2 separate regions of the Mus musculus genome follow, and region 1 is linked to region 2. A link is a loop called in an ENCODE intact Hi-C map of the cell type or tissue named here. Cell type or tissue: left cerebral cortex. All regions are shown on one strand. Links, peaks and the distances in the headings refer to the core of each region. The heading gives the core; the rest is flanking DNA.

Region 1 (10,374 bases), core at 919-8,918, 130 kb after region 2:
GATGGAAAGGAAGGAGGGAGGGAGGGATGGAGAAAGGAAGGAAAGGGAAGAGTAGGGAAGGATGAGGCTGAGAGACCTCGGTGGTTAAGAGCTCTCAATGCTCCTCCAGAGGACCTGAATTTGGTTCCCACGCTCAATGAGTGACTCACCACCACCTATAACTCCAACTCCAAGGGATCCAACACCTTCTTCTGGCCTCCGTAGGCATCTACCCACATGTGCCATTCACGTACAATCACACACACACACACACACACACACACACACACACACACACACCACCCAAATCCTTTAAAAAACCAAAACCAAAACCAAAACAAAACAGGGGGCTGTAGAGATGGCTCAGCAGTTAAGGGCACTGACTGCTCTTCCAGAGGCCATGAGTTCAATCCCCAACAACCACCTGATGGCTCACAACCATCTGTAATGGGATCTGATGCCCTCTTTGGGTACGTGTGAAGATAGGTCACTCATATACATAAACACACACACATACACAGAAAAAGTAGGGAAGAGAATACATTACATATATGGTAAGAGGTAAAGAACAGAGAAAATATTTGCAGACCACATATTCAAAAGAGGTCCAGTACTTCCAATATGTTAAGAACTCTCAAAAGTCAACAACAAACCACAATGAGATATAACTTTTCATTGTCACAAAGCCCCCCAAACTGAAAAGGTAGTGATGAAATCAAATGCTGGAGAGCATGGGATAAATTACTCCTTTGTTGCAGCTAGGAAGGTTAAAGGATATAACTATTGCATTGGCAATTAAAAAGTAGTCTAAAAGAGTGAGTTCCAGGACAGCCAGGATTCACAATGAAACCCTGTCTCAAAAAGCCAAACAAACAAACAAATAAATAAATAAATAGTGACAACCTGTAATTACACAGCTCAGAACTATGTCTGTAGCATTTACCCAAGAAGGATGGCATGAGTTTACACAGAAACCTATTCACAACATCCATAGCAGAAAACCTGGAGACAACCCAGATGTCCTTGAATGGTGCATGAATAAACAGATGGTGGTACACCCATACAGCAGAATGCTGGAATACAATACAATACAACCACCAAAGCAGCTATGGATTCATGCTGTGGCTTGACTAAACTGAGCAAGATGCTCTCTCTGGACACATAACTGATAAATCCAGCTATTCCAGAGGCTGAGGCAGGATTACACATTTAAGGCTGGCCTGGACTACGCAGTAAGTTCAAGGCCAGTCTGGGTATTGAGAGCCTGTCTTGAAATAGAAAGTAAAAACTAAGGCTGGGATGTAGCTCAGTGGTAGAGCCCTTGCCTACCATCTGAGAGGCCCTGGGTTCAGTCACCACTAACAAAAGTTACCAAGTGAAAAACCACCAGGGATTACACTTTTTATGATTCCAGCTGTGAAACCTTCGACCAGCTGTAGAAATGGGGAACCCCAAGATGTCCCCCAGGGTTACTGAGGAGAGAAAGGAAGGGGGCAGAGGGACACTTTTGCGGATATAGAAACTCCCTATGGTGACTTCAAGTTGCTAACGTTCAGGGTAGGAAAACATCAGGGACTCAGATTGACTCTGTGTCAGACCATCCACCCGCATGTGGATCTACAAACAGATTTATAAGTGTAAAGCCAAAAATTAGATACAAATTTGGGTATGGTGGCACTTGGGAGGCAGAAGAAGGCAGGTCAAGGCCAACCTGGTCTATACATCCAGTTCCAGGACTGCTAGAGAAATCCTGTGTCAAAAAAAAAGGAGGAGAAAGAGGAAGAGGAGGAGAAGAAGAAAGAAAGAAAGAAAGAAAGAAAGAAAGAAAGGAAGGAAGGAAGGAAGGAAGGAAGAAAGAAAGAAAGAAAGAAAGAAAGAAAGAAAGAAAGAAAGAAAGAAAGAAAGAAAAGGGAATTAGCACAGTGGGTAGAAGTAGATATTGAGTAAAAATTTTGAAAGAGAATGAAGTTTAGGAATCCCACTTAGAGATGATACTTCTAAATTTCATTATATTATTACAATTAATTTGCAGTTCAGGGGATTGAACCTAGAGAAGGTTCCTTCCTTCCTTCCTTCCTTCCTTCCTTCCTTCCTTCCTTCCCTCCCCCCTCCTCTCTCTCTCTCTTTCTTTTCTTCTTTCTTTCTTTCTTTCTTTCTTTCTTTCTTTCTTTCTTTCTTTCTTTCTTTCTTTCTTTTTGTTTCTTTCTTTCTCCCCCCCTCTCTTTTTCTTTCTTTCTTAAGTAGGATCTCACTAAGGCTGGCCTTGAACTCATCAGCTTCCTGCCTCAGCATGGGATTATAGACAAGTACTACTAGGCCAGGCTAAGAGGCCTCTTTTTGTTGAAACTCTCTTTTTTTCTCTGTGGCCATACAGCTTCTCTAGCAGTGTCCCAGGATGAAAGCAGTTCACTCTGAGGGCTTGAGAGCTGAGGACTTTATGAGCTGCTGTTTGAAGTAAAGCAGAGGGTCAAGTTTGGAAGCTGCATGGGAAGGTCAGGAGGTCATGGGAAGGTCAGGAGGTTCAGTTTAGCATCCAGGAAGAAGAAAGCCATTTCCTGTCCTATAGCCCCGTGGCTTCCACTTAACACACACTTTAGTGACAATCCTGGGACATTTTAAGCGGACAGAAAATGGCTCCTTTACTTTGCTGGACAAGGCTGAGTCTCTAGTGTTCCGGCAGAGGGGGTGGGGAGGTAGGGTTGGGAGGATACGGGGCAGGGGATATACATGCGTGGGTACTGGGTTCTTGATTCCTTCATGCATTAGGCTAATCTCTCACAGAGTGCAGCTGAGTGTGCGATTGGGGAAGTGGGGCAGGTACTGAGCAGGACTGGATGGTAGCAAAGTGTATGTCTAGCAGGGTACTGACTCTTGATGTTGGGAGGTGAGGTTCAAGGACTGGGAGTTGATATAGGGTTCAGCCTCCAGCAGATGCAAGACCACGTGGGTTTGAGTTTTAGAGCTCAGGGAGGAGCTGGTGCGACTGAGGTGGGTACTAGAAGTGAGCAGAGGGCTAGACTGCCAGGCGGAAATTTCTGTCCTAGTAATAAGACTTTGGCAGGACTCCGGGACGAGGCGTGGCTCCGAGAAGGGGCGTGGCACGATGCCAGGGATGGGCGGGGGCGTGGCGGTGGGGCGTGGCGCGGCGCCAGGGCGGCGCGGGGCGTGGCCTCAAGGGGCGTGGCGTCGCGGATCAGCAGAACCAGCTACCTCCCGAGTCTCCTCTGGATCCGGAGCTGGCGGCTGCGCTTCACTTCTAGCTTACAACCAGAGCCGCGCGCCGCCACCCTACCTTCCCCTCCCGGCCGCGCCGAGACGCGGGCATGAGCCCGCCCCGCGTCCCGCGGAGCCAGCGCCCCGGCCCGGGCCTCGGCGCCTAGGTAAATAGGGGAATACGAAGCGCGGGGGGGGGGGGGGATCCCTAGGCCTCACCGAGACGTGAGACTCCCGCAACTCTCATCCTGGGGCGCCTGTGGTCACCTCCGGAGCCCGCGGGCTCTCCCAGCTATGGGAGCGTCCTACTTTAAGGAAGGAGGACTCAGACGCGCCTCTCGAAGCCAGCGAGACCCTGAAACTCCCTGAGCCGTCCTCAACCAGCTCCCATCTCTAGGAAGCGCAGGTGTGAGTCTTACCTCACCTGTATTCCCCATGTAACCCATCAGAGAAACCCAGATCCCCGGTTCCCTGAGCCTCTTCCCGGAAGCAGCCTTCCTCGCCTTCCTGCTCCCCAAATTCCAAGAGACACTTTCCTTTTACTGCCTATCCGACCTGCAAGTGGCATTCCTATTCATTGCAGTCCTCCGGGCTAGCAGCCTCCTGCCTTAAAACCTTTCTCCTCTGGCTCTGGGAGTCTGTACACATTCTTTTGGAGACAGCTATCTGTCACAGCATAAGGACCGGAGTGGAGCCTTGGGCAGTCGGGAGTTCTGTGCAATCTGCCTGCGTGGAGCGGTGGGAGCAAAACAATTGCCAGACACTTGGATGGAGGGCTTTGATAAGACAGGGCAGCCAGGGGCCAGGTGTCAGCTCCAGCACATTCCAACAGCCTCCAGGGGCTGCGCTTCCTGCACATTCTTTGAGGGCCCTTTTCGGAGAAATGCAGGCTGCTGTGTAGGTATCCCAGGTAGGTCCCAGGAGCTGTGTCCCTCTCGCTCTGCTGCTAGTCTCTGTGCCTGGGTGCTGGGTATTCCTGGGCAGGGCACCAGGCTGGATGTGACCTCATCCAACAACCCCAGCCAAGGTGGGGCCCCTAGCCAGGCTCAGACAGTGTCAGCAGCAGCACAAGTCCCCTGAGGCAGCTTTGAACAAACTGTGGATCACGGACCCGGCTGGTTCTCCTGGACTTTGCTGGTCTTGCCAGTTGGCACCGAGATGTGGAGAAGTGGGAGCCCGCTGCCGCTTACACTCTCTGGAAGCAGAGCTGATAATGGTGTTGAAAGGATGGGGACAATGCTAGATATAATTAGTGTCCCTCCCTAGATTGGCATCCACTCTGTCCTTTATCAGTGTCCTGGTCACTGGGATGGAGCTATAGCTAGATAGAAGGGGCTTGGGAACTGTCATTGTAGGTGTCCCTACATGGCCAAGTGACAGATGAAGGAACCGGGAACATCAAATCTCATAGTGACATGTGACAGACTGAAACACTGGATGTTGAGAGACAGCTAATTAGCAAGGCCAGGGTGTCAGGAGGGCCTGAAGGAGGAGGCAGATTTTCAGCGGAGCTCCAAATGAGGCAGTGGAATATACTTGAGACCATGGGAGGGAGTTTAGTTAGAGGCAGGAAAAAGCAAGCGCAGTGAACTTTACTGAGAAGGCTTTATGTACTGAGAGGTGGCAGGGTACCAGGGGAGAACAGACAGCAGTGGTATGAGGCATTGGACCACATTGCTGGGGACCATGAGTGTTCAGATGTCCTGACCCCCCCATGTTCGCTCTGCCTGGTTCAGTACTTGTGGCTGGCTCTCCTTGGACCAAACCTTCTGGGGCTTAGGGATCTATGGAAGCGCCCCCTGCTGGTCGCAGACAGCAACCACACAGGGATGGGGCAGTTGGTAGTTAAGGTGGAGACAACCCACCTGCAATCAAATCTCTGCTGTGAAGTGAAAACAGACCGAGGACGGTGAGATAGTGTCCAGGTAGGGCTGATTTGCAGCCCTGATAAGATCAGATCTGTCAAGGGTGGGGCAGCCTGGCCAGGCAGGACTCAGGCTCTGTGGTGTTTGTTCTCGAGCCAAGGCCTCCAGGCAGGGTTCTGGGAGGGAGCATTTAGTGCAGCCTATGGGGCAGGTGGGTAGGGAGGGCTCTAGAACGCCTCCTGTATCCTCCCTACAGGATGCTGCCCTGGCTGGGAAGGGCAGCAGTGTGTGTTGTCCAGTTTTGCTGTTTGTGGTAGCTTGGACTAAGGCAGCTACTATCCCTCCAGGAATAGCCATCCACATTGATACTACTAGGATAGAGGAGAGGTGGGTGGGAGGCTTAACCCTAAAACCATGAGAATGGCTACTGGAAACCCATCTCGCCCATTTAGTATACAGTACTCAAAGACTTCATGTCCAAAGCTGAGGGTGCCACACATTTGGAGGGATCTGTCCCTCTGTGAGAGACTAGTAGTGGCCATGGATAGGTAGGGTTTTTTTTTTTTTTTTCCTGCCCTTACTTATTGGCTGTTGAGCCTTCGAGGGGGGGCTTGGGGCAGATTGGGGATTACTTTCTGTTTAAAATCTTGTACTAAGTCTTGGTAGGGGGTGCAGGTAAGGCATGGGTCCCTGTTGCCTGTTAAATCCATGGATCTTTCTCTCTCTCTCTTTTTTAAAAAGATTTATTTATTTATTTTATGTAAGTGAGTACACTGTAACTGACAGATGGTTGTGAGCCTTCTTGTGGCTGTTGGGAATTGAATTTAGGACCTCTGCTCACTCCTGTTGGCCCCGCTCCGCTCACTCTGGTCAATTCCACTTGCTCAGTCTCTGCTTGCTCCGGCCCAAAGATTTATTTATTTATTATATGTAAGTACACTGTAGCTGACTTCAGACACACCAGAAGAGGGCTTCAGATCTCATTACAGGTGATTGTGAGCCACCATGTGGTTGCTGGGATTTGAACTCAGGACCTTCGGAAGAACAGTCAGTGCTCTTACCCACTGAGCCATCTTACCAGCCCTGGATCCCTCTCTTGATGCTCTCTCTTTCCAACCCTCTTTGCACTCCATTTTGGGACTGGGTCAGTATTTGCGTCTACAACCTAACTGGGAACTTGAATGAGACCAGAGAAGGCAGGTCTTGGGCTGTCCCATAGACGTTACTTTTCAGTGATTCTAGTGTTGGGTGTTCTTGGGAACACCACGGGTTGTACAGAGGAGATGGCTGATGGAGCCAGTAAGAAGTAGCCTCATCGGGTTTATGGAGACTGGTTTGTAATGGGGGCCTGGGCTGGGCAGGAGGCTCTGGAGAATGGAGCTACCTCCTGGCTTCACTCCTCATTTAAAGGAGAAAGACTGGCCTTGAATTTCTACCCCTACTGCCAGTGTTGGGATTGCATGTATATATCATCAGGATTCTACCTGGATCCTTTGGAGAAAAAAAACAAAAAATATCCCCATCCCCCAACCTCCCCTACTCCCCCCCAAAATTAATGTCCCCCCCAAAACTGAGGGACTGCACAGCCTGTGAGAGCTGTATTCCTTGTTGTCTGGGCTACCTAAGAAGATCCCAGGGCCTGGCGACTTCTTGGGGACAGGTTGGAAAACTGGACCAGCCGCCAGTGGCCAGCTTGCTGGTCATCTTAGGAGGGAGCTTGTCCTGGGGTCAAGACAACACCAGAGGGAGGTGGTGGAGACAGAGCTGGGAAAAACTGACCCCTCTTTGGCTGCCAGAGCCCAGGTGTGACAGGACTGGTGACAATTAGACCTGGGAGAGGCAGAGCACTTGCTGTGGGAACATCCTGGACATGGGAGCTGGGATAGAGGATGTGAAGGGCTGAGGGGACTGTCACTACATAGAAGAGAGAGGTAACCCCTCTGCCCCACCTCTTGTTTGCCTGTGCCCAATGGAGTCCCATCTGTTCCTTGTTAGGGACTCAATAGACAGGCCCTCTAGGAGATTAATTAATACCAAGCTGCTGGCAGACTGAGATGCGTGCCTGCCCTAGGGCCCCATTCTGGCAGCACAGATGTCCAGCTGACCCCAGAAATGCTACTGCATTGCCACCCAAGGATCCTGGAGATGTGGGGAGTCTTGTGGGGAGCACAACCCTGACTATTGCGGCTTCATGGCAGAGAAAGCTTAGGTGGTGGCAGGAAGCCAAAGGGGGCTACAAGATTGTGTTCCACACGGGGAACTTCTCATTCATCTTTGGTTGTGTCCTGGGCTTGCTTTGTGACCTAAGCCTAGTGGCTTACTCTCTCTGGGGTATTTTCTTTACCAGTGTATAGAATGAAGGTGTCAGATTGAGCCATGGCTGAGATTGCCTGGGTCTGTGTTAACTGAGCCCAGTTCTCTCCTGCTATTCCCAAGTTTCCTGAATTGCTTAGGCTACATCCCATTCCCTGGGTCATCCTTTATATAATTAATGCCTGCCCGTGCTCAGAACATACCTCTTCTTGGCTCGGCCAGATCAAGTGTCCTGTTGGGACCCTGTCCCTACCCTCAGACTGGCCTGCTCCTTCCAGCTCCAAGGCCAGGGTAAATGTCTACTTCCTCAGAGGCCACAGCCCACAGTCCCACACACTCCTCAGACTTATCCAGGGCCTCACCCCTTGGACTCTGCCCTCCTGCCCAGGAAACGCCAGTCCCCAGAAGAGCTGCCCAAGAGTCCAGGGGCCAGGATCAGGGTCTGAATAGCTTGAGCTGGTGACTCACAGCCTCATCAGGCTGGAGAGAACCAGGTATAGTGTGGTGGGATGGAAGTGTAGGCTTTTGTAGGTACAGAACCCTGGGCCATCTCTTGACACACACACACACACACACACACACACACACACACACACACACACCCGCCTCACCATTTCCTGGAAGTCCTCAGGAGGGGGTGTGTGCTCTGGCAAGTTGCTCTAAGTCTGCCCTGAAGTTGTAAGAGGCTGGCCAGTTGCCACCAAGCTGAGGGGCCAGGCTCCTCCAAAACCCCACCGCCTCCTTCCTTCCCTTCTTTTGCCTTCACCTCCACAGCAAGCAGAACGGGAGGCAGCCATCCCAGGAAGGGGTTAACTGCCAGCCCCAGCCTTGAGGGAGGGGACTGGGCTGGACCATTTTTCTGCTCTGCCTCCACCTCGCTTTTTCCTGAATGGTTCTGCCGTCCTGGGGTGGGGAGGAAGAGAAGGAGGAAGGGCGGGCAGGCAGAGGGAGGGAGGAGTGTGGGAAGAGGAAGGAAAAAAAGAAGGAGACAGCTAGGGGGAGAGAAAGATGTCACTGGCTCTAATCTCCCTGTCATTTGGGTTTCTGGCAGGAGCTGGGCGAAGGATCTGCTAGAACAATGCTGAGGCGGGGGAGGTGAGGAGTGTCTTAAACAGGTGATCGGGGGACACCAAGCCACCTGGGCACCCCTCCCGGACTCAGCCCGGCCGGCACCCCAAAGACAGCGGGGCAACCATGGCGACCAATTTCAACGACATCGTCAAGCAAGGCTATGTGAAGATGAAGAGCAGGAAGCTCGGGGTGAGCCACCCTGGCAGGGGCCCTGGTCAATAAACAGTCCTGAGGACGGACAGGTCTGGAGGCATGGTGTGTGGGGACATGCTGCCCGCCCGCCAGCACTGGGTACTGTGTGACTGTGGTTTGAGGCTTCTCAACACTGGCTGGCTGGCATGTGGCTAGCCAGCCTCCGTCTACTGCATCTCTCGCCCCAGCTGGGCTGGCTGGCATCCCGGCCACTGGACCAGTAGTGGTAGCTGACAGGCTGGCAGAGGCATCCCCGCTATTGTTGAAGTTGTGGCCACAGCGGCAGAGGCACTGGCAGCAGCAGAGGTGGCAGCCACCACCGGGTAGCGGGAGTGACTGGAGAGTGAGGCTGTCAAGAGAGGAGAGCAGCTTTGGCTCCCGGGCCTCCTCCCCTTGATCCCCACTCCCTTTCCCTCCCTCCCTTGCCTTGCTCCCCACCTCTTCTGTCCTCTTTTCTTTAAAGTGACCCTCCCCACCTCCACCAGCCTGCCTGCCCGCCCTGCCACACACCCGTGTCTCAATGTGTTTAGAGCCTGCCCTCATCATATTTTAGGCGGTTGGTTGCTTTGGGTGCTAAAGAATTGTTTGGGAAGGAGAGTGGCTCATTGCAAGGTAGGGGTAGGGACATCAGGGGCTGAGGCCAGAGAGGCTGAGGGGTGCTGTCACTTCCCCCATGTGTGGGTGGCACCACGGCCCTTGCTCTGGGACAGGCTGCTTTCCTTGGAGTTGTTGTTGGTGGCCCTGAGTTGGGGCTTGGAAGGGCACATACCCCTTCTCTCTACCCCATCCTGGTTTCCAGAGGAGGAAACATCCCCAGGGGCATGAGTAGGGCTCCAGGCTCCCTTTGAAGCCTCTGATCCCCTGCTGTCCCCTACCTCCACTGAGGGGCTCTTCTCAGCAGGAAAGCAAGCCTTGGTGACAGGTGACTCAAGTCTCTGATCCCTCCCTGCTACCTTGATGGGTTGGGTTTAAAGCTGGGCTAGCCTAAGGGTGACAGATGCCCACGGGCCACTTGTCTTACTCAGGGCCACCTTAGAGTGGGGGTGATTCTTGTTCCTCCTGGGGTTCTGGGGCTCTTCTTGAGCCATCTTGTGTCCAGGCAAGGGCCAGCAGTCCACTGCTCTCAGCTGGGCCATCAGTGGATGGAGGCAGGCAGGGCTGCTGGGTATGTTCAGAGTCTCACTGGCCCAAGCCTATAGAGACTCTGTTCTTTCCAAGACAGAACAAAGAGCAAGGCTAAGGTCAGGCAAAGAGGCCTTGGGAATGGGGACCTCATTCCTGCTGCCATCCCTTATGCTTAGATCCAGCAAGTCCGCAGGGGCCAGCCGAGCTCTGGCCAGGGCAGGGCTTACCAGGAAAGCGCTGGCAACAGGACAGTCCTGTGCGGTCCGTGTCAGACCTGTTACAGGAGGATTCCCAGACCCCAAGTAGAGAAGTGGACAGACCAGGGGAAGAACTGGCAGGTGGGGTGGGGTGTGGCCTGGCCCAGATTGGTATCCACTGTGTCCAGGGAATTCTACTCTCCACAGACCTGAGCTTACTGTGCAGGCTTGTGAGGGGCTAGGCTTGGCAGTTGCCCCAGGCAGTGTCTTATCTCAGTCTCCAGGGATCAGGGGTGGGGGTGTGCTGAATGGAATGGAAATGGGATGGCGCCTACCCTCCCTTCCTACCTGCCAGGGCCTCCCCGCCTCCCTCAGCAGAGCCTGGCAGAGTACTTAGGAAGAGCTGATCAAAGACCTGT
Region 2 (10,374 bases), core at 1,623-9,622:
TCGGGCAGAGTCTATGCCTTTGTTGACTTAGCATATTTTCAACAAAGCCTCTGATATTTGGGGAATGCAAGAGCCCATCTCAGTGGCTTCCAGTTGGGGGCCTATAGGAAACAGTTTGCTGGCCCAGGCCTGTGGGTTGGGAGCAGGAATCTGCACGTTCGTCACACACCAACACTGTGCAGCCTTATATACAGTACTTAGCCTCAGCATCCTTTGAAATAGGGTGATTGATCAGAGCTATCTTGGCAGGTTATTTGGGATTAAATGAGGAAGCCGGTTCCAAGTACATGACACAGGACATGGGCTTGGCCTGTGGCGGGACTGCAGGGGGATCTCGGGGAGACCCCTACCATCAGCACTGCAAAGTAGGTCAGGTGGTTGCACAGGCAGGATGTCTGTGTGTCTCTGCTCACTGTCTCGCAGCCTGCACTGCTCCAGCTCCCTGTGCTGCTTGCTGAGGGGAAAGCACAGGACCCTGGTCAACCCCAGTCCTCAAGACCCCACCCACCATGCACTCCACACAAGACTGGGTCATTGGTGCAAACTTTTGCACCACCAGCAGATCCCTGGCCTCCGTCGCACCTTTCCCCTACGCCCATCTTCTCCAGAAATTCATCCCTGGGGCTTCTCCTCTCTCCTACCCCAACAGAACTCCATGCCTCCTCCAGATACTTGTTCCCCTAGAGACCCCCGCCCTACTCACATGCCGGGTCTTCAACCCAGAACACGCACTGCAGAGTCACATTTTTCTGTGGGGACAAGAAGCATGGGCCACCATAACTCAGCCTCTGTTCCTTTCCACAGCCAGCTCCCTGCGTTTTCTCTCTATAGACCACTCTGTGTTCTCTTTGCTCATCTTTCATGTTCCCTCTATCACCCACCCTCCGCATTCCCTCCTACGGCCTAACCTTCCTATTCACCTCACTACCCACCTTGCAGTCCCCACCCCCGCCCCCAATCTGGGAGCTGGCTGCTGGGCAACCCTTCCATAAAAGACAAGTGGGTTGGGAGACACAGGAAGCAGACATGTGACCCAGCAGGAAGGGACCCTTGCCCTGGGGTTGGCTTGCTCACACTTACTGGCTGAGGCTGGTGCTGGAAGGTGAGTACCACCGGATCTGAGAGGTTGGTGACTTTGGTGTTCTGCACGACAATACCCAAGACCTTCTCACCCAGGACTTGGCTAGAATTCTTGTCCTAGATAGATGAGGTTGGGGGTAGGGGGGACAGGTTGGAGATTTAAGGCTGAGAAGAAGAAAAGCTAAGAAGGCCTCTGCCCACCCTTTCTAGACTACTGTCGCTCCTAACATTTTGCTCTGAGGGTCTTGCTGGTCATTCACACTGGATGAGAACAGCACTATTCACACCTCTCCTAGGAGCTCTGTGCATTGGAGGGCCCTTCCTGCCTGTATTTGGCTCCTGGAGTAGGTTAGCTACCACCTTTCCACCCCTCTGTCAGATATGTGTGTGTGTGTGTGTGTGTGTGTGTGTGTGTGTATGTATGTATGTATATACCCATATGTATATATGCATGTATACATATATATATACATACACATACATATATACACATATATGTATATATATACCCATATACATATATTTGCATATGTGTGTGTGTGTGTGTGTGTGTGTGTGTGTGTGTATTATCAGTTACCCTAGGAGCAGGTAAGAGGAGACTCCGTACCTGGAACAAAGCTTGGCTGCTGAAGTCTACTACCAGGAGCCTCTTGGCGTCATCCCGGCGACGGCCTCTGGTCTGCTGGAATACGGCCCGGGGAAGCAACAGCGAGTATGCCTGGACCTCACTCTGCTCCTCCTGCATATCGAGGATCCTCAGTTCCCGGCCCAGCAAACACCCCAGATTCCCCCCTCACGCCAAACAACCCCCTTCTAAACACTGGGCTCTGGGCCACCCCACAAGAGACCAGGGAGTCGGGTGGCAGGAGCAAAGGCTAAGAGGTCTTCAGTGGGGTCTTGCAACCTGGATCTTCAGACACCAGCTCTCCCTGTGGGCTGTGGATTGTCCCCAGACCCAGGGGAAAACAAGGGTTACCGCTATGCTGTAGGGAGTGCTCCTGCCTGCCCTTCTAGCCCACCCCACCCTAGGGCACTGACCTCCTTCTGGGAGTGGATATGCAGATCCTCTAGACCGGCTGTGGGTGGCAGCTTCCACACTGTAGCATTGACCCGGTCCTCCTCAAAGGATAATGTGTCTCCCAGGAAGCTCACAGAGGTCAGCTTTGACTCCAGGCTCTGTAACTGCCTGGTGTGGGGGAGAACATGGCAGGTGACAGAGGGAAGGGGGTAGTGGTGATGGTCTAGATACACAGGATAGACAGGAACAGAGAGGAGAGGGTGCTGAGGACAAAGGACACAGGCAGCTGAGTATGCAGATTCAAGGGAGTGGCAGCGAGGGACAGTACTTTGGAATTCAGCTCATGCCTATGTCCCACTTATGCTATGTCCAAACCTCTCTCGGGAACTCAACGTGCCAGACTCCAGGATGGAGTCTCTTGTAGGGAAGAGGCCGGGCATTGCATTAGTATCTGTCTTTACTGACAACCCAGCAGGAGCCAATGAGGAAGGTCCAGCCTCAGAGAAGATTTCCCAGTTCCTCCTAGCCCAGGTTAGACCTTCCATCATCCCCTAGTTAGGTAATCCACACTTACTGGCTGATGAACGCTGCGGTGGGCCGCTTGGCAGCCTTTTGAGGGTGCTGCAGGTACCTGCTAAGCTGCTGCAATTCCTTCTTGAGATCACACATGTCCACAGATGCATTGTGGGAGACCTTGTGTGGGGCATCTGGGAAGGCAACAGACTGCTTGAGGTTCCCACGGCCAGCATACAGCCTTATGCAACCCTCATATGGCACTCCACAGAAGAGGGACCCAAGGGCCCAAGAGGCAGAGGGGCCACAGATCACAGATACTTGAAGCCAGCTAAGTGGGGCTGTGTCTCCTAGGGCCTGCTACACATGAGCACAGAAGGCTCTGAGGGACCAGGCCTAAGCAGATCTCCTCGGGAATTATGTGATTATGTGGGTTATTGTGCCAGCTTTGGGGATCTCCCAGTCTCTAGCTTCGCCATCTCTACCTGAGCCCCTGGAAACATGGGTGTCTCTAGGAGGAGACCCAAGTGAGAAAGCATCCATTTCCTGACCCACAAGGTCATGGTCCCCAGGCCTCCCTGACAGCCTCCCTGCTTCCCCAACCCTTAATTCTCCCTGTCCCTGCTAATCAGCTGCTAGCTTCACATCCTAAAGCCCCAATCTGTTAGTTGCATAGCTCCCTGTACCCCAGTTTCCTCTTTGCTGATACTAGGGTACACGGAATGCCCACAGTTTATGTTGCTTCTACCTGTGTTTTGTTTTTTAATGATTTAATATTAATTAATGTGTGTGTGTGTGTGTGTGTATAAACACGTATTGTGTACACACTGGGTTCCTACAGAAACCAGAGGAGGTTGTGGGGGCTCCTGGAACTGGAGTTACAGATGTTTGGGGACAACCCATTGTAGCTGCTGGGAACTGAACTTGGATCTTTTACAAGAACAGCAAATGCTCTTAACCATTAAGCCATTCCTCCAGCCCCTGTACTTTGAATAGAAGCTGGGCCTTCTGGCTGGAGAGTGGCTCTGCCAGAGCTCACATTTCCTAGTGTTACATTCCCAGGTATGTATCAAGTTATGTTCCCCCCTAGCCTCCTCCCGCTGCGTCCTGACCTTTGTGTGTATATAAGCATGACCTCCAGGTGTGCACTGCACCTCAGGACCTGTAAGTAATAATCTCTTTCTCTCCATCCCTTGTTCTCTGTGATAATTAATATTGCTCATCCGCCTGACAGGAGCCATGTCTGTGAGGGATCTATGTTAGGCTAACCGAGGTAGGAAGATCCACCCTAAAAGTGGGCAGCACCATCCCCTAGGCTTGCTGAACAGAAGTATTTATCATTGTCTGCTTCCTGACTACAAATGCTAATGACCAGTTGCTTCAAGCACCTGCCATCAGGACTTCCCCCACCATGATGGAGTGTGCCGTAGAACTGCGAGCCAAAGGAAACCTTTCTCCCTTAAGTTGTTTTTGGCAGAGTGTTTTATCATAGAGAGGAAAAGTAGCTAAGATGCTCTCCTAATGGCTGAAGTGATGCTATGGTCATCACAAAGATCTCAGATCATAACAGGGACAGGCAAAACAGTCCAATCCTCCCCTCCCCAGCCACCTATCCTCCTAGAGGATACCCAGGTCAGGTGACAATAGCTGCCATCAGCACCCAGGTCCTCCTCCATGGGCTTTCCATGTCTTCCGTGACTCCCACCCCACACTCATATGTCCCCCCAGCCTTACTGTGGAAGGAGAAGATGAAGCTCGGAGCCCCAGGCAGGCTGGTGTTCTGGGGAATCTGCCAGGAGCTGACAGAGGTGGCGATCAGCGGGGCTCCCTGCTTCAGGCTCTGCTCCTGTTTCTGGAAGCAGAGGAGTCTGGAGGCTTGGCTACTAAGCAGGTAGTCATGCTTGCCATAGCGCAAGTGGAGTCTCCCAGTGTGGCGACTCCAGTAGAGGCAGAAGTGATAGAGCCCTCTAGGCTCTGGGAAGAAGCGGGGAATATCTGGGGCTGCCAGGAAGGGGGCACGAATTGTGAGGGTCTCCTCTGTGTTCCACACAAAGATGTGAGGCTCTGAAGATTGATCATAGTGGAGGGTGCTCTGTTGGGTCTGGTTCCGCTGGCCACAGAAGCGGAAGTCTTCTCGGGGGCTGCCACTGTGTGCACCTGAGGAGGCAGAGGCTATAAACAGGACCAGCCAGGGGCTAGGACCTGGGACTCACACACATTCTAAGGCTCTAGATTTCAAGGGTCTGCAACAATGTATCTATTGGTCTACAACAATGTATCTATCAGTCTACAACAATGTATAACAATGTATCTATCTTGCTAGACCTTACTGGTTTCCAACAAATAAATAAATAGATAGATAAATAGATAGATAAATAAATAAATAAATAGATAAAAGTGAAGATAAAAAATTTGTTTCAGACCAGGCAGTGGTGCACCTTTAATCCCACCACTTGGGAGGCAGAGGCAGGTAGATTTCTGAGTTCGAGGCCAGCCTGGTCTATAGAGTGAGTTCTAGGACAGCCGGGGCTACACAGAGAAAGCCTGTCTTGCAGGGGAGCGGGGGGGGGGGGGGGGGGGGGGGGCGATTTTGTTTCAAAGTCAAAAGCCAAAGTTTAATGCAAATTATTTAATTAATGAGACCATGATTGTATTAGACTGTGGCACACACACGTGTGCACTGTCCAAGGACACTCCCTGCAAAGGAAGAGAGGACTGCACCCATCCCAAGTTTCGCTCTGTGGAGCCGCATCTAAGAAGGAAGAGATGCCTGTTTTCCCCCAAGGTGCCCTCAGGGCTGCTTTGCAGACCCATCCTTTACACAGAGAGCCCTCACACAGACATGGAGGCATTAGACAAAGTCACCACAAACCCTGGGCCCCAAGAAAGCCTACCTTGCACCAGAGAAAACAGACTCAGTAGGAAGTAGACCATCTGCCGCAGCACCTGGACAGCCATTATACTCCTACCTGGAAGAGAGTGAGAACATTATGACCGGGGTGGGGACGGGGACAGGGGAATGGGGGAGGGGCCAGCGCCACAGCGGGAGGCCTGTATATGGATGGGAGTGAGCTAAAGGTCACAAAGTAATGGTCAGGCTTCTCTCCAGAGCATCAAGAGGCTATAAATAGACATGGCCACACGCTCTGCCTTTTGCTGCTCTGCCACAAGGTGTAAGTGGCTCACAGAGGAGCCCAGGGGCCACGAGGGGCCTTGTCTAGATCCACCTGAACACTATCCTGCATCTGCCAGGCCTGGAGGAGATGCAGGGAAATGAACGGGCTATCTGAGTTTTTCCTGGGAACCAAGTGTCACAGTCCCTAAGGCCTAGGTAGTTACAGGAACCTTGCTCCTGGGACCAGTCACAATGACATTTGATAACCCCACCCCTTGCCCCACTGCCTGAATCTTTTATCCACACGCCATCAACTGGCACAGTCCCTCCTCATTCAGGAAACAGAGCCTAGTACAGAGGCGGAAGCAGGAAAGCAGCAGGGTGAACGTGATAAAAAGTGCTGGAGGGAAGGATGTTTCCTGTCATGACCACTAGGGGGAGCCAGCCACCAGGACCTGAGAAGCTGGTGGCAGAGAGGTGTGGTTTAGTCTATGTGCTCCCGCCCTGAGGGTCAGCTCCATCTCTCCATACTGACTCCATGGGTCACTATTAGCTGGGTGCTTCTTTACACTACACCCACATGAACTATACCACCGCTGGCGATGTCCTCCGTTGTTGGCCCTCCCAGCTGGCCCAGTGGCCAAGTGGGTGCTGACATACCCCCGACTACCATCCCTCAGACTGTAGGGAATTGTGTCAGACCACAGTGACAGACACTCATCTTCCACCATTAGGCAAAGGGAAGGCTGGAAACCTAGGGAGCAAAGGCAATCTGAATTTGGGGGGAAAACTAGGAGGGCTTCCTAGAAGAGGCAGAGGTTAAACTGAGCACTGGGTGGCTCAAGCAGGATCTTGCTGTCTCCTTTCTGGACCAGTCTCATTCTGGTCACCCTGGGCCCTTCAAGTGAGAGCCAGTCCCATACACCCAAGCATGAGGAGCATTGAAACACGCAGAAGGGAAGGTCAATTTCAGAGGCCACGGTCCTTATCCGGTGCCAGAGCACTGCACGGAGAACAGGAAAGTTGTAGGGGAGAGCGTGCTCCCTCCATGGAGGCATGGGTTTCCCTGCATCAAACTGCCAGCAGAAGGCCAGCATCTCTTCCCTTCTGCTCTCTGCTGTCCCTGACACTGTCCATTCAACCTTTAACCCAAATCTCTCTTCTTCCAGACAGATTCCTCTCTTTAACTTGAAGCTTACAAATCACTTGAGACTTCCATCCGATCTCCATTTTGTGACGTTTTAGATCTGAAGCCCAGAGATAGCCAACAACTTCATGTGGTCACACAGCTAACTAGGAAGGGCTCTTGCCTTCTCAGTGGGCCACCACTGTCAGCACAGGGTCCAGGACAGGACAGAGCCATTTGTCTTGCACTGACTCTCCCCAAATGGCCTTGAGAACAAAAGAGGCAGGGAAGGGAGCAAGCTCCGCCTCATGGGCGGGGCACAGTGAGGCTGGATCACCATGGCAACCCATGGAAGGGATCAAGCACAAACAAGGGACTTCCCCTCCACTTCGAACCTTTGTGGAGTCACTTTAAGGAGGATAAACACCCCTGTCTGCATTCTTGGGGTTTGAGGAGGAGGAAGAAGAGGAAGTGAAGAAAGAAGAAGAGGGAAGAGGAGGAAGAGAAAGAGGAGAAGGAAGACAAAGAGGAGAAAGAGAAAGAGGAAGAGGAGGAGAAGGAGGAAGAAGAGGAAAAGGAGAGGAAGAAGGAGGGGAGGAGGGGGAGGAGGAGGAGGGAGGTAAGGAGGAGGAGGATGGTTGCTTGGATTTCTTGGTGGAGTGGACTCCAGAGCCAGATCACCTGGTTTCAAATCCCTGCCCCTCTATTTTCCTAGCTGTGTGCTCTTAAGTTAACTACACCATATTTGGGCTTCATTTCCTTCTCTTGTAAAGAGGATTACAAATCAAACCTACCTCAGCTGTCACTGTGAGAATTAAGTCTACCACTCATCAAAAAGGGCCTTGAACTGGGGGTGGGGGTGGGGAGCGCACATGGGGTTCCACTGAAGTTAGACTGTCTCTGTGTACCTTCCGACCAGTGCACTTCCGTCCCTGACTCAGACCCTTCCCCCCAACTCTCTATCCCATGCTCCCCTCCTTAGGCCTCTGTCTACTGCAGGTGGCCAGCTTGGCCTTCGGAGCACTTGAGGGGAAATTCCTAGAACATGAACCTCCCTTCCGGACAGAGTATCGGGAAGGCTGTGACCCCACCCAGAGAACTTCCCTCCTAGCTGGCCCTGAATGTCACAGGCTGCCAGAAGCTGGACAAGGAGAACAACTGGGGAGGGGGGTCTCTTCAGATAGCTAAGGGACCACCACATGGGTCAGGAAGAGTCCTATTTATCCATTCAGCACATTCCTGCCTGAGCCCCCTCCCAGGCCTACATATATATATATACATACACACACACACACATACACACACACACACACACACACACACACACACACACACACACACACACACCTGCCACCCAGCCTCACACTCCAAAGGGTAAGAGCAACATCATAGGATGGCACCCTAGTGCCTCCTGCAGGCATCCCAAGATCTGGTTACCCTAGTCCCTGCAGCCAGCAGCAGAGGCCCACCTCCTAGGGACCACCTTTGGCCTGTGTAGATGAAGAACGGCAAAGCAGACCGGCTTCAGCCACCAAATGCCACCTGCCACAGCACTGCCAGAGCCAATGGTTACTGAGAAGGTATGTTAGCAGCCCCACCCCAATAGTCACAACCACATCTGCAGAGTACTGTTCCGGGTTTACCATTTTACAGATGCAGAAACTGAGGCCAGAAAAAGGCCATCTCTCACAAGAGCACACAAGGCTGCTCCCAAGCCCTCTCCTCAAAAGTTCCTGAGGTACACACCCCCCTGGCTTAGGGTCCCCCAAAGAGAGAAAAGCAGGAGCTACAGAGGTCACGGGCACAAAGCAGGCAAGTCCAGCCTAGACAGAAGTTGCTGGACTGACAACCCCTTTCAGAGTGGCTGTTATTCTTGACCTCAGCTTCCCGTAAACATGCTAAGAACAGAACACGCTGAGCCAGCCTGATACAATGGATAAAATCACAGGGTCCCCAGGGATTCCACAAGATAGAGGGGGGCTAAGGCTGTGTGAGCCCCCACCATTCCTAGCATGATTGGTTGCTAGGGAAAGGGCCAGCATGGTGGGCAGCAGCAATATTAGAGCTCACTTTCTCTCCCGAGGCCTGAGTCACTTCCCCTGCCATCCTATGTGGACCTGCGTCACCTAGACGCCACCAGCTCCTGGAAAACCCATTTCCTCCTAGATGGAGGTGGAAGTTGAACGGGACTAAGAGAGCTCTAAATTAACCCTTCCTGGGCTGTCACCTCACATGTTGAGCGGGACCCCTTTCCACCCACTACGGTTACAAATTAGCTATCCTAAGGGCATCTGTCATAGCTTTAGGTCTTTGCTGGGATGTGTTCTTGAGTTCTGAATGACAGATTTCCACTGTGACCTTCTGCTCAAAGCCCAAGGCACCAGGAGTATCCAACTTCCTCCCAGCCATATACGGCCCTGTGAGCCTCCCTGATAAGGGCTGGCTTCATCAGAGTTGCCCCAAACTGCTAGTGTATGGGGACCAACCCCAGGAAAGATACTTTGAAGGACATGGCTTGGATCCTTGCACCACAGCTCAGGTGTGGCCCAGAGTCTGGCTTTGGCAGTATCCAGTGATTGACAGGCCACCCATGGGGGCCAGGGGGTACCCAGGAGCCAGGCAAGGGTCTGCTGGATTTACTCAGCTGTGAAAGAACAAAATGTGGACAAGAGACAAAGGCAGCCTGCCTCTCCTGATCCCTGTCCCTTCCCCACGACATGATATATGGCCTCCCAGTATTTGGCAGGGAGCTGGTCATCTGAGGGGCCTCCGGCAAGAGATGGAGATAAAGCCAGATCAAGGAAGGCAGGAGCTAACTAGTTTCCAGGTCTGAGTCTCCTGTGACCGACCCAGGGCCTATCTGGGGAAACTGAAGTGGCCTCAGCTTACCATCAGCTACTTTGTACAGTTGTAGAATGTGTTCCTTGGGAGCTATGGAAACTCGGGGAGAGGATGGGAGATGATAGGAGCCTTCACGGTATGAACGTGCAGAGCTGCAAGTGTGTGTGTGTCCTGGAGCCCATGAGTGTGCACTTGCAGTGAGCACTGGGTAAAGAGGAACGGGAGGATGGCTGGCGTGGACTCCAATCTCTGCGGAGGAGGTGGCTCAAACACACATCCAAGGCTAGAGTAGGAGTGGGGCACAGGGCTAAGGGGATCCTTCCAGGCTTGGCTCATCAGTACAACTCCTCACTTATCAGCACCACATAGCCACATCTTCAAAGGAGCTGTTTACCAGACCCAGGAGACCTGCATTACCCTTCCCCACTCAGCCAGGGCTCACTGGGCTATGTCCCCAGCTTCTGGGTAAATGCTGGGCTCTGCCTTCTGCATCTGCCCCCCACTCCACAGTTGGGAGACTGACACCCAAGCAAGCTGACCCCTTCGGAACCTACCCCTCACTGAGAGGGAGCACTGGGGTCACAGGGCAGCACCGTGACTTCAGGCTTCAGGAATCTGTCTAGACTGCATGATAATAAAAATCAAGTTGGCACCTGTCCTAGAGGCTGGCAGGTTCCCAGG

Evidence for each region. Hi-C counts contacts between places; a loop is a spot of excess contacts. Peaks named below come from ENCODE experiments on the same cell type or tissue, not always from the same donor. Only the 100,000 strongest peaks of a DNase experiment are listed, where the experiment ranks them.
Region 1: it touches region 2 in a loop (5-fold over the local background); 6 of 42 quality-filtered maps call a loop at or near these places.

The regions. Positions count from the first base shown.
Region 1 is chr8:94,869,116-94,879,489 of GRCm38, reverse strand. Dok4 (docking protein 4) reads left to right here and starts at 3,178. Exons shown (of 9, transcript NM_053246.3): 1 at 3,178-3,359; 2 at 8,422-8,630. The coding sequence starts at 8,565. In left cerebral cortex, for the core only: a CTCF peak has its summit at 5,000 (motif pointing left); DNase peaks (open chromatin) are centred at 3,144, 4,978, 8,250 and 8,765; H3K4me3 peaks cover 2,449 bases; H3K27ac peaks cover 578 bases.
Region 2 is chr8:94,997,645-95,008,018 of GRCm38, reverse strand. Adgrg1 (adhesion G protein-coupled receptor G1) reads right to left here. Exons shown (of 14, transcript NM_001198894.1): 2 at 5,506-5,580; 3 at 4,346-4,768; 4 at 2,673-2,805; 5 at 2,119-2,266; 6 at 1,688-1,819; 7 at 1,081-1,197; 8 at 704-749; 9 at 351-454. The coding sequence starts at 5,569. Among named protein-coding and RNA genes, the nearest start is that of Adgrg3, 15 kb to the left of the region's middle. In left cerebral cortex, for the core only: a CTCF peak has its summit at 6,161 (motif pointing right); DNase peaks (open chromatin) are centred at 6,155 and 7,173; H3K27ac peaks cover 3,056 bases.